Regions from separate parts of the Homo sapiens genome. Here all the other regions are linked to region 3. Evidence: chromatin loops called from intact Hi-C (ENCODE). Cell type or tissue: ascending aorta. All regions are shown on one strand.

Region 1 (2,500 bases), 510 kb before region 3:
AAATTCTCCAGGACAGACAGCCAAACTTCCTTTTCTTGGAAGATTCTTGGGAACAGATACTGGAAGATCTTAGCTCTGTCATTGACCAGCTATGTGACTTTTGGGCAAGTCATGCCCCTCTCTGGGCCTTACTTTTCTGGTCTAAAAAATGAAGGTTTTGGTAGATTACATCTAAGATCCTTGTAGGTCTGACATTTTTTGTTTATAGCCTTCCATTATTATCCATCCAATGTCCCTTATTCTGATTTTCAAGAATCTTCTTCCTGTCTGATTCCTCCTTCCATGATTAAGTTTTCTCTATTCATGCTCTTTGTGGGGTCATGGTGAATTTCTTAGCAACTCCCTCCTTGTCCATAAATTTCCTGATCCAGACTATTAGAAAAGAACCCACCCTACTTTGCCTGGCTCAGGCCTTACAATCTTGTTCCATTCTGCTTGTCCACAATGTATTTCCCCTTCCTCTTCCCCACGAACTTTCTGTTCCAGCTAAGTCAGAATTCTACCCATCTTCCCCCTCTATATGACTCAGTTCTCTAATATTATACACCCTATGATCCCTCACTGACCTCTCAAGTTCACTCCAAAATCACTTCTTATCAGAAGCAATAGCTTGGCCCTACTGTTTTCCATTTACTGGATTTTCTGGTTAGTTTCTTTATCTTTCCAAGTAAATTACAAGCTACTTGACTCAGATATCCTGTGATTCTTTCTTCCATATCCATAGTGCCAAGCAGACTTAGTCTGGTGTTTTTGATTGGTAGGATGTCTGAAAGCACCAACCTATTGGTTAATGCCTTCAGAAAAGCCTGCCTCTCAGGCACCAGAATTAGGAATGAACATTTTGCTGCAGCCTCAAGGCATCCTGACAGTGACTTCTGGCCGTATCACACAAGGTTCTCTCAGATCATAGCAGCTAAGAGGATTTTTTATTACCTTCAGCTGGACAGGGAATTCCAGTGACTAAAAACCATGAGGGGTCACTGTTGGGAAGAGAATGGTTGTGCAAGCTAAGATACGCTGCACTAAAGACTTTCCCTGCATAACCCAGATACTTATAGCCACAATGTAAATTCATTTTCTCTGAAGCTATCCCTTATGTGGGGAACGTTCCAATACCTTACTGCCTTCTTTCTTTATTTAACCAAGTAAAATGATGCTTTTATTTACCATTTAGCACTTTTAAATTTTCTTGCCTTTTTGCTTACAAATACCCTTTGAGCTACTGAATTGATTTTGCTGAGATTTGTTACACTATGAAAGAGTCTGAAGATGCACCTGGAATTCCATCATGTCTCAGCAAACACCTAGAAACAAAATGGCCACCACCAACTACTTTAAAAACAGCACATCTCCTGCAAATTTGAATTTGTACAACTGTAAATGGGGAGTTGCTATTGCATTGTGACCCATTGTATGTTCATGGGTCCCAGTTCATATGGACACAAACAGAAAATACACTCCTGCTCTTAGGAAGCATCATCTAAAATGTGATGATGATAACTCCTGGGCAGATCTACCAAATGCTAATTGGAATGCATTGAAAATAGTTAAGTTTGTGAGCATTTTGAAATCATCATGGGTGATATAAGCATATTTTTATCACTAGTGTTTAATAAAAGCCATTTCTGTGTCTGGGCCAAGGGCTTTGGCACATGTTCAGAACAAGTCAAAGGAGTTAATAACCAGTAATAAAGGGAAATGGAGCCAAGGCATATCTAAGCTGCATATCTCTAGGGATCTTGGAAGTGGTAGGAGACATTCTTCAAGACATGCATGGTGGATGCACCAGCAGCACTACAGTCATTCACTTCAAGCCTAATCCACTCAACCTTTCCCAAAAGAGGAGTCAGGGAGACAGAAGTCCAAGGATGGGCCCATGAAGTCTTGTTTCATTTGCTTAGTTTTATGATTAACTGCAAGATACTGCATTTGATTCATTACCAATAGCAGCCACATTAAAGAAAATACCCCAGGTAGGTCAGAGAGAAAATTTTTATAGGATGGACAAGGAGCTGAAGGGAGGAGAGTTTTGTGTGTGTGTGTGTGTGTGTGTGTCTATATGCAAAGATTTCAAAAACATCTTGGGAATTACCCCCAAGAGGTATCCTTTTTATCTGGAAGGCATAAGATTGTTCTAGATTTAAATAGGGAGGTGGATATTAAAAGCTGCCCATAAGCTTTCTATATTATCCCTGTAGTTTCAAATTTGACTTCAACATTTCATCTTGATAATAAGGAGATGCTTTAAGTCTCCTGAATTAGTCCTACCAGAAATCTCACCAAAGTTGGGAGAAAACTTTCCTTCAACTCCAAATGCTAGGGTGAGGAGAAAATGGGGCAGGAAAAAGGGCAGGGGCTGGTGGGGCCATGGTGCCTCTATCTTATTTTTCATATGGAGCAGCTGAGGCCAGATAAGGCAGGTGAGGCATTTAAGGGCTTAGCAGTTAGGTCTACACCTGTGTGTTTTCGTATACGGTCCTGTGTTCTTTCCATGAAGATT
Region 2 (2,500 bases), 97 kb after region 3:
GACAGAGTGAGACTCTGTCTCCAAAAAAAAAAAAAAAAGATGGGGGGATTTGATTTAGACAGGCTGGCTAAGGATACCCTTTCTGATAGAGTAACATGCAAATGGAGACCTAGGTGAAATGAGCTCTCACATCTCTAAATAGTTTCTACCTGCAGAGTCAGAACCCTATGGTTAATTCCTTAATTCTCTTAATGTATTATATTTTTGTTCAACAAATATTTACTGAGCACAAACTATGTGACAGACCCTGTGGACTAGATGATGACCACATGGCAGAGAATGGAATGGACATGGCTATGCTTTCGTGGAGCTCAAGGTCTAGTACAGGAACTGGCATCCTTAACCACATGAGTGTGAAAAGGGCACTGGGCCGAGCTATGCTGGCTTTGCTACTTCTTTATCTCCAGCAGAATCCAAAGTGGGACTGCTATAGATATTAAGCCCCAGGAGAAGAGTCTGCTGGAAGTTGACATATCTCTGCAAAGTGCTCCAGGGAAAGGGGAGTTTCCCCTACAGTTCTGTTGAACTGTCATTTGTGGGGTCCATCCCAGTGGCAGTGCACATAAGATCATCACCTCAGATTTAAAGTTGATAACTAGAACACAAATTCTCACATTCTCTTGCCATATTATATAGTCAAATGTTTTTATGTACATCTTCTTTTGTAAACATTCTAGCAATTCTGTGCACTAGGTAGAACTGCACGAGAAGGCTAGAAGTGGAAACATTCACAGTTGGAAAGGACCTTTGAGGATATCTGATCCAACTTTTTACCTACTGCTGGGTTCCTGTCCTCAGCATTTCAGAGCAAGGGCCACCCATCTCTGCCTCAACATCTCTAATGACAAGAAACCTATGATTATGAGGGAAATCTCTTCCATTTCTTGATAGTCCAATGGCTTGTTAGTGGCCAGGTAGGATAAATTCCATGTTTTCTAACTCAGAGTCAAGTGGTCTTTTCACTGGGATCCTCTCCTGGAAGGCCGCTGCCGAGGAAGCCTTTCATGGAGAAGGCCTGGCCTGGGGAAACCTACGCTCCAGGTCACTCCAGCTGAGCCTGGGCCCCTCTTCCTCAGGATGAGGTGGTGGCTCCACCCCAGTGACCCTTGCCCCATAAGTGCATGTTGCCAGAAAGTATAACCAGAGCATTGTGACCAGATCCAAAAGTAAACACAGATAATGCAGAGGAACAGGCTGTCCCGAGGATTATTATTTTGAAGTAGACTATATGTGGGGGTTCATTTAATCCAATTGTCTGACAACTGTTTATTGAGAAGAAAGTATGAATGGCTCGGCAGCACCGGGAAGGATTTTGGCTTTCAGACATCTAATCTACTAAGCCCTCCAAAATACAAACCGAGGGCGGCATGCTGTGGGAGGGCCATGGTGAACAAGTCCATTTAAGGGCACATGAGCACTAGGAGGCTTTTCTAGGTGAGACACAAGCTCGCTGTGGTGGGGGCTGACATGCTCAGGGCTTCCTTTCCCCTTCTATTTCCTTCTCCAAACCTGGCTCCCGGGAGTCCCAAAAGTCATGGTGAGTAGTAGAGTCATCCCCTTGAAGCCCAGTATCCCAGAGCCCTGCCATGCACGGGCTTTGAGTGCTGAAGCCAAGGACACAGAGCTCCAGGGCACCTCACAGCCTTTGCTGCATGAAACAGACACTGGCAGGCTTGAGGACAAGCTGGAGAGGGTGAGGGAAATGCTGAGGACTCAGAAATCAACAACTCGAGGAGGCAGAGCTCCAACCCTCCTGCTGGGGGTGGATGGGGAGGCATCAGAGCATTGAACCCCTTGCACATAGACAAGGGAAGAAGATGAAAGAAAGACAACTCACTCAGTAACTGTATCAGAGAACCACAAAGTCGGGCATTTAGATATAACTTGGTCCTGGGTTAAAAAAATTTTAAAGCTTTGTAACCCTTGGTTGAAATAAAATCACAGCTGGAGCATAAACAAATAAAGAAAGTAAAAGCTGAGTAACTCTGGGATCAGAGAGCTGGAAACACTCCCAAATATCCTGCACCAAACTGCCTCTCCCCAGGCAGTGACCCTAGAGTGGGCCCTACACAGCACTTGGAAAGCACTGTTCAAAAACCACCAAGTAAGACTCACCACCTTTTCGTTTTACAAATAAGGAAACTGACATGCAGCAAGTAAGGGCTTCCAGCTCACCTGTCTCACAGGCATCCTGGTGCACGCTATTCCTATCCCACACAGAAGGTTGAGAAGGGTGTCCTTTCCCTGATATCTACTCAGAGGGACATTCAGGAGGTTCTCTGGAGAATAGGGCTATCTCCAAACAGCTACACCTATTAATTTCTTTCCCTGATGGGGTTCCCCAGAATCAATTAATAGGGCATGGTGAAGTCAATGAATTGGCAGGCTGGACAGCAGCCATGCACTGATGAGGTCTGGGAAACCAGGGAAGCGGCTTATTTGGCAAAATCTGTGTTACCAGGTTCAGGGAGGTGGGGGCCTTCACTTTCTGGTACCATTT
Region 3 (2,500 bases):
AAGAGCATGTAACTCAAGAACAGAATATCCCCATGACTAAATGTCAAATCTCTTATCCTTCTCTCTGTAAAAGAAATGATTTATGGGCATATGTATGTCATACTTATGATCTATTTTTCTCTGTTCACCCCAAGATAGTTTCTATAACACAATTTTGCCACTGACTCCCTCCCTCATTGCCTTTTATCACACATGTGCTTGTTGGTGTGAAACATTGATAAAGGTAGATGCACAGGCATAAAGTGTAATCCAATATTCTTCTCTTACTTCTCACAAACACGTTTGTGAGATGTTTAGACATCTCTAAAAACCCTCTGACCTTCTGCCAGTTTTATCAGGCTTGGGGCATGAGTGGATGTTTGGAGGCATGCTGAGGGTCACCCGAGAAAGGCAGGTGCATGTCTGTTGTATTTTAAGGCCCTGCGAAAGGTTAAGTGTGCTTCTAAGCACCTTATACCTATTCACTGTAGTTAGGTTCTTAGGTGAAGATTTCATGGTGATGGAGGTAAAGGTAGATCAAGACCTAGGCAGCAGTTGCCAATCCATAGATCTGGCAGAGGGGGCAGGTTTCTGAATTGGGGCCAAAATGTGAGATGGCCTGACACACCTCACCTGGTGGAACAACCCATCTTGCCCAGACCCCTAGAGTAGAGAGTGGAAATACGACTTTTGAGAAGTTGATTTTATTCTAGTACCTTGATACCTACTCCATCTCATTGTTGAGGCTCCCCCTCTTCTGCTCTGGCCAGGTTTGGGGTCATTCCTTTCTACTCACTGTGCCTTGGACCCCGAAAAATCTAGGGCAAGTTGATCTAGCTCCAAGAACATCCTCCCCAAGCCCTGGCATGCTCGCCACTGATCAGGAATCCCCTGATGTGGAGGCAGAGAGTCCGGAGCAGGCACCCCACTGGCTGTTTGAAGCATGCATTCCAGTTCCTGAAACTCTTTATCTCACACACTGTGCTGGTAATAGGTATAGCCAAGACTTCAATTGCAGGTACATCATGCTAAGGCACTCTCTAAGACCTTTTCATGTATTATTTAATTATTAATTATTATTTATTTAAATATCATTTAATACAACAAGTCTATTTGTTGGAGCATTATATTCATTCTCATTTTATGGAGGAGGAAACTGAGGCACAGAGAAGGTAAGTGATTCACCCTTTATTACCACAACTAGTAGGTGGTAGGGTCAGATTTTGAATGCATGCAACCTGGCTACAAAGTCTTAACCACTAAACAATGCCATACGGTCCTTGTTTCTTGACCCTGTCAAGAATCAGACATTGAGTTCCCTCGATGTTTTTGTTTCCTGAGTGTGTGCCAGGAGGAAATTCAGCAAGCCGTCCCTAGGCCAGAGCACTTTCCCAGTTAAACAACAGCATATTTATTAATTTATTCCATTCTACATGAACCTGTCTCTGGCTGTATGGGCTTAAATTGAAATGCGCTGCCCTGATCCAACAGCAGGAGGATGTAATCTGAATTATTTCTCCCTTGCTGGGGAATGTGCCCTGAGTCACCAGCACAGATTCCTCCTCCTTTGCTTCTTTCCTGCAGGGTGGCAGGTCAGAGCTAGAGGAAGTCTGTGGCCCACAAACTAAACCAGTCCTAACTAGATGGCCTGGGCTGAAACCGATTCCTCTGATCTCCACCTCCTTGCTATGGACAAGCTTTCCCTATGAAGCTCAGCTGTTTCTTAATGGATGGGCACAGGCTGTTTTACTACCTCCCTCAGCCTACATTCTGGCTGCTGATTGTACAGCAGGCACTGGCTTTCCACAGCCCTCCCACCTTGGAGAATTTGAGTCCCAATGCTCAATGATTCATTTTGCTGTACTGTCTCAGAATTCAGAATTTTTTTTTTTCTGCCGAACATCCTTTGCTTATTGAATGAAAGAGTGAATGGATTATTGAATTAAGGCAGAACCTGAGAAGAAACCAAGTTGTTTAAACACATCTGTGTATTCCCAAGTGTCTTGGACACCACATGCCTTTTCCTGAAAGTAAATTTAAAAACACAGCAGAAAGAAACATGGTGGGTGAGTTTTGTCTGTCAACCACAACCGTCAGAGCTTCAGACTTCATGTCAGGATTGGGGATGCCTGGGAACTGACACAGGGCACAGCCGCTCAGTGGCTGCTGCTCAGAAACAGTCAGGGCTGGGTGTGGTGGCTTATGCCTGTAATCCCAGGACTTTGGGAGGCCAAGGCAGGCGGATCATGAGGTCAGGAGTTCGAGACCAGTCTGGCCAATATGGTGAAACCCCATCTCTACTAAAAATACAAAAGTTAGTCGGGCATGGTGGCAGGCACCTGTAGTCCCAGCTACTTGGGAGGCTGAGGCAGGAGTATTGCTTGAACCCGGGAGGCAGAAGTTGCGATGAGCCCAGGTCACACCACTGCACTCCAGCCTGGGTGACAGAGCAAGACTCTGTCTCAAAAAACAAAAAACAAAAAAAAAGAAAGAAAGAAAGAAAGAAAGAGTCAGAAACAGT

Evidence for each region. Hi-C counts contacts between places; a loop is a spot of excess contacts. Peaks named below come from ENCODE experiments on the same cell type or tissue, not always from the same donor. Only the 100,000 strongest peaks of a DNase experiment are listed, where the experiment ranks them.
Region 1: a loop joins it to region 3, with 2.2 times the contacts of the local background. A loop is called at or near these places in 2 of 110 quality-filtered maps.
Region 2: a loop joins it to region 3, with 2.2 times the contacts of the local background. A loop is called at or near these places in 7 of 110 quality-filtered maps.

Annotation. Positions count from the first base shown.
Region 1 is chr18:45,524,686-45,527,185 of GRCh38, reverse strand. It overlaps a transcript of SLC14A2 not described here. Among named protein-coding and RNA genes, the nearest start is that of SLC14A2-AS1, 22 kb to the right of the region's middle. In ascending aorta, a CTCF peak has its summit at 967; no DNase peak of the experiment used is centred here; H3K27ac peaks cover 1,249 bases.
Region 2 is chr18:44,916,886-44,919,385 of GRCh38, reverse strand. The region is part of intron 3 of SETBP1 (SET binding protein 1); the gene reads right to left. Among named protein-coding and RNA genes, the nearest start is that of MIR4319, 52 kb to the left of the region's middle. In ascending aorta, no CTCF peak of the experiment used is centred here; a DNase peak (open chromatin) is centred at 1,536; H3K27ac peaks cover 2,087 bases.
Region 3 is chr18:45,013,401-45,015,900 of GRCh38, reverse strand. The region is part of intron 4 of SETBP1 (SET binding protein 1); the gene reads right to left. Among named protein-coding and RNA genes, the nearest start is that of MIR4319, 44 kb to the right of the region's middle. In ascending aorta, a CTCF peak has its summit at 1,469; a DNase peak (open chromatin) is centred at 1,550; H3K27ac peaks cover 1,947 bases.